Linked DNA regions of Homo sapiens: region 1 is linked to region 2. A link is a contact called in ENCODE Hi-C data. All regions are on one chromosome and are shown on one strand. Each heading gives the region's core, a stretch centred on a gene start or an enhancer-like site at or near the end of the contact. The rest is flanking DNA. Distances are from core to core; before and after follow the strand shown.

Evidence for each region. Hi-C counts contacts between places; a loop is a spot of excess contacts on that map. Pooled maps may share reads with other maps.
Region 1: a loop to region 2 is called in a pooled map, with 3 times the contacts of the local background. The contact joins two enhancer-like sites. A Hi-C loop is called at or near these places in 7 of 168 maps with a recorded cell type or tissue (A673, aorta, ascending aorta and 3 more), 9 of 37 single-sample maps with no recorded cell type and 12 of 50 pooled maps.

What each region holds. Positions count from the first base shown.
Region 1 is chr6:2,350,709-2,353,408 of GRCh38, forward strand. The region is part of intron 4 of GMDS-DT (GMDS divergent transcript); the gene reads left to right. Among named protein-coding and RNA genes, the nearest start is that of GMDS-DT, 110 kb to the left of the region's middle. Within about 2 kb of position 1,319, at least 2 of the 41 ENCODE cell types and tissues checked have a DNase peak (open chromatin) inside an H3K27ac peak, as active enhancers do; they include ascending aorta, where a contact is called at or near this core.
Region 2 is chr6:2,126,217-2,128,916 of GRCh38, forward strand. The region is part of intron 1 of GMDS (GDP-mannose 4,6-dehydratase); the gene reads right to left. Among named protein-coding and RNA genes, the nearest start is that of GMDS, 120 kb to the right of the region's middle. Within about 2 kb of position 1,400, at least 18 of the 41 ENCODE cell types and tissues checked have a DNase peak (open chromatin) inside an H3K27ac peak, as active enhancers do; they include ascending aorta, where a contact is called at or near this core.

The DNA.
Region 1 (2,700 bases), core at 69-2,568, 220 kb after region 2:
TGGTAATTCTATTTTTGCTTCTTTGAGAAATCTCCAAACTGTTTTCCACAGGGGCTGAACTAATTTGCATTCCCACCAGCAGTGTATAAGCATGCCCTTTTCTCTGCAGCCTCACCGGCATCTGTTATTTTTTTGACGTTTTAACCATAGCCATTCTGACTGGTGTGAGATGGTGTCTCATTGTGGTTTTGACCTGCATTTCTCTGGTGATCAGTGATGCTGAGCATTTCTTCACGTGTTTGTTGGCCGTATGTATGGAGACTGACGTTTATGTTGGATGACAATTATGGGGAAAAAACTCACCAGGACTACGTAATATAATCTTCCTTCTGTGTAGAAAGAGGCATTTCCTATGTCCCCAGACCATCACACTGACTCTACAAGATTGGGTTCTCTTGTCGTTATGGTGCTACAGGGCAGGATGTCCAACTCTGACACTCAAGGGAGATCAGGTGCGTTATAGGTAGTGTGGTTTAGTAGAGTGAAAACTATCCAAGTCACCTGGAATCCAGACATGAAGCCATCTTGATAGAGGGCCCAAGGGTAATCCACTTCAGTAGCCAGGAACCTGTTGAGCAAATGCCAGCTTGTGATAAAAATTTATTGTATGGATCACAGTGTCCCATAAAGTAGAGACTCTAAATGTTAAAAACAACATTGGCTGCTTGACTTGATTAGAACGCAGCAGTTTGAGATGTTTAAATGTGAAGGGCGAGAGGCTTGGCTTCCTATGTTTAAGGAGTTGATCTCGTGATGTTTGGAGAGCCCAGCTTTGAGATGCCTGGTCTCTCCTGATGCTTCCCTTTGATTCCACAAAAGGGAGGGCCCGGTGGCTGCTGAATGGTACAGTCTGAGGCGATGACAGAGGCTGCAGGTCTCTGCCAGCATTGGAGACCCTCAGACACAGTGTGGCTGGTGACCACTGGAGGAGGCAGGGTTCAGGTTCCTGGGCATCTGCAGGCCAGCTCTCAAACCCCCACCCACCTCCCACTTCCCCCCGAACCCCCGGCTCTCCACAGCTTGCACCTATCCTATCTGGAGTAGTAGTGAGAGTTGTATCCCTTAATTCCCATTTTTATTGGGTTTCTGGACAATGCTGGAAAGCATTCAAAATAGCTCATATTTTACTCTTACCTTGTGAGTCTAAGTAAAGACCCATTCATTTCAAGAAAAATAACTTGCTTTTGGTTCTGTCCCTGGAGCTAGAAAGTTTGCTGTTAAGTAGATTGATTACGCATCAGCCTGGAATAGCTAGTTCCTTGCTGTGTGGCCTTGGGCAAGCCACTCAAGTGCTCTGGGCTGTCATTTACTCACCTGTGAACTAAGAGGGCTGAACTGGATGATATTGAAGGTCCCTATTAGCTCTAAGTCAGGGCCCAGCATGCAGGCATATCAAGTTTCTTTTCTTCATTTTCAAAAAGTAAGCTTCTGAGAATATTTTTGACCATATTGCAAAGTCAAATAATTATTGAGTGAGTCTGTTATTTCATGCCATTCCTTTTCTACTAGCTAATCTAGTTTGCAAAATACCCTATGCTGCTGGTGAAAGGAAAAAAAAAAACAAAGTGTGAACCCAAAACTCATGATTCATTCTAAGTTAGTTCAACAGATTAGTTCCTCATTCTCTCAGATCTCCAGGGAAGAGACATCAACACCAGCCCATCGCTGATACCCTTTGTCCTGGCCTCCGGAGCGCTCCCTGCACAGTCCCAAGTCTGCAAGAAGGGGGATCTTTTCTTGAAAACCTACAGTGCTAATAATTGTCAAAAATATATAAATTCTAAATTTAAAATTTAAGGTATTGGTGCCTATGAAATGTCCCCAACACAAAGAAATGATAAATGTTTGAGATGATGGAAATGCTGATTACCCTGATCTGATCACTCACTTTATATGTATTGAAACATCATTATGAACTCCATGAATATGTATAATTGTTATTAGTCAGTTAAAACAAATAAAACTAAAAATGTTTAACGATAAGAAGAAAAAAATGTTGTGTTGTCAACACTAAGTTTTAAAACACGCTATAAGGTGGTTACTGAAAATTGCCTGCTGTGCTTGGTATGTTGTGCACAGCATTATGGTTATTTATTTGGGGGTGTTTCTGGTTGTCTTCTCTTGCCCCTGTCGCCACACACAGCCCATTGTGCAGCATTATGAGTGTCTCTTGGGCCAAATTTTCTGATCTCAGGTCCAGGATTTTTATTTCTTAGTGATAATAGTATGCATTTTTAAAAAGTATAAATGATTAGTATCAAATTCTAATATGTAGCTTTAAATTGGAAAATTTTTAACTAGAAAAATTTTAACATCATATACAGGCTAGAGTCTTTTTTTCTGCCAGTCTTTGTGGATTTTACTGGAAAAATATACATACATCCCATGATAGAATTTATTCTCTAGAAGATGATTGGCAAACTTTGGCCTGCAAGGCCAAATCTGTCCTTCCTCTGCATCTGGTACTACTCTTGAGTTAAGAATGGCTTTTACGTTTTTAAGTGGTTATGTAGGTGCCCACGTAATAGTCTCGACTTTACCTCTTGGTCCCCAAAGCCTGAAATATTTATGATCTGATCTTTTAAGAAAAATTTGCCAACTCTATTCTACAGAAAAGGAATGAACAACTAACTCAGCAATGCATATGGAGAGGAGAGGAGCATGTAAGTAAACCTGAGAACTTTGGTAATAAAGAAAGAG
Region 2 (2,700 bases), core at 150-2,649:
GTCGATCCCATAACTGCTCCTCTGCTTTCTGCCCAACTAGAGGGTCCCCATCCATCTCATTCAGACGAAAAGATAAAAATGGGAAGCTCCAACCACTGGAAATTCGTGTCCTCAGAAGTGGTTGGGGACGTTTGGGTTTTCTTCGGTTTCTTCAATTTGAACAGGCTTTAAATATCCCTTAGAGCTTCAAAAGCTCCTACCAGATATTCCAGGGGGAAAAAAAAACAAAAAACCTTTTTCTTATTACTTGACCAAAAGCTGGAATTGGAAACACCCTATGGGTCCTGAAAATGAAAGGACTGCCAAGTGTGTGTTTACTACATTAATGCAGAAGTCATGCATAAATTCAGGCAGAATGACAAGGCAAAGCATACAAGGGACACATTCTGTGGTTCATTAAAACCTAGAGCAGATTTTCTTCTTCTTCTTCTTTTTTAAGATGGAGTCTCGCTCTTTCACCCAGGCCGGAGTGCAGTGCTGTTATCGTGGCTCACTGCAACCTCTGCCTCCGGGTTCAAGCGATTCTCGTGCCTCAGCCTCCCAAATAGCTGGGATTACAGGTGCGTGCCACCACCCCTAGCTAATATTCATATTTTTAGTAGAGACGGGTTTTCACCATGTTGGCCAGGCTGATCTGGAACTCTAGACCTCACGTGATCTGCCTGCCTGGGCCTCCCAAAGGCTGAGATTCAGGCGTTAGCCACCATGCCAGGGCTAAAATCTCCAGCAGATTTTCTTCTGACTTCTTGAGGTAAATATTCTAGTTTATAGATTCATGTGCAGAAGAGAAAATGTTTGGCATATTCTTTTTTAATCCCATTCTTACAATTCTTACCGTTTTTACATATCTAAAATATATGTCAGATAATGACACTGACCATTATCTAAGTTAGATAATGACACTGACCAATTCAGACCATGACAAGCCAAGTCGGGCTACACAACCACTGAAAATGTTATTATAGGATAATCAATATCCCTATAAATCAATCAATGAGAAAACAGCTTAATAGAAAAATATTTGCAATAAGACTAATAATTTGGCAGTAGGTTGGAAAGCCCTGTAAAGTATGAAGTTTGGACTTTGTTTTGCTATTATTGTTTTGAAGCAGGCAACACTATACTTCTAATCATTCTCTTGGAATAAAAAGTTTGAATGCTTTGTGTTCTACCATAGCTACATTAAATGTTTAAAAAAAAAAAAGCCAGAGGTAAACGTGCTAGAGATCCCTGAGGTGGCAAGAGCTGTGATTATTTAGAGAGCTGATGTGAAACAGACCTGACCAGGACTGAACCCTGTCAATAAGGTCTTGTTCTTCTCACCCAGGCTGCTTCTCAGACTTTCCAACCACACTGGAACATTCTGAACCAGTAGTGGCACCGGCTTCCTCCTCACTTCCTTGCCAGGCCTCTCGAGTGATAGGGCCTGGGCCGCACAATGAGTGGGAAACGAGCCGAGCGAGGGCTCCTGGTCCCCAGCCCAGGGGGCCCAGCTGGCCGCCCCCTCGTCCTTTCCCCAGGCCCCTGGGGGACTCCAGGAGAGACGTGGTATCTGAGCAGGCAGACGTCCGCCAAGCCAACAGGATGGTGGTTTCCGCCTCCTCTTGAAGCACAGAGCTGATAAAGAATGCTCCAATCAGACTAATGACTGAAATGTCACAGCAAATGAGAACCTACAACCACCATTAAGTTCTGACGCTTGACTCCTCTGAAACAAGGAACAAACAGACTAAATCTGTAACTCATTCAGTATGAACACAATTATTCTGGTATAAAGTCCTGCCTAGGTTCAATCCTTGTTACAGAAAACTCTTTAGTTGTAAAGATAATGTCCCAATATGACCCTTTTAAGTTTAATTTTACACGTGGGCTATTAAGGGTATCTATTTTATATTAAATGCCATACTATTTTGAGCAATCACCATGGCTTTAACATTTTCAAGACACAGAAATATTTTCCTTTTTTTTTTTTTTTGAGACAGAATTTCACTCTTGTTGCCCAGGCTGGAGTGCGATAGTGCAATCTCGGCTCACTGCAACCTCCATCTCACAGGTTCCAGTGATTCTCCTGCCTGAGCCTCCTGAGTAACTCAGATTACAGGTGCCCACCACCACACCCAGCTAATTTTTTGTATTTTTAGTAGAGACAGGTTTCACCATGTTGGCCAGGCTGTTCTCAAACCCCTGACCTCAGGTGATCCACCTGCCTCAGCCTCTCAAAGTGCTGGGATTATAGGTGTGAGCCACCCATCCTACTCTCGCAAGAACTAAGCTAGGAAGGTGGGCAGATATTTGGCATCTCGGGTAACTGAGGCACAGGGGGGTTAGCCAACTTTTCTAATATCACACTAGTTACAGACAAAGCCAGGACTAGAATCCTAGCCACCCACTGTTTTGAAGTAGAAAATAATCTCCTTCCTCCCACTCCTCTACCTGGCACCAAAACATGTCAAAACCCAACAAAATAATAAGAGACCATAAAAGATACATTTTCAAACCAAGTTGATGTAGTCATTTTCCATTACAGGGTATTTTATGGATGAAACAGTGCTTCCAGTTCTAATCAAGTGACCCAAATGCAGAGAAGTCATGTAATTTTAGAACACTCCAGAGCTCAGAGGAGGGAGAAAGGATACAGCACCTGAGATTTTCCCGGTCTGGGTTTTTGGGGGACTGGCACTGCCCATGCAGTTGTTCAGT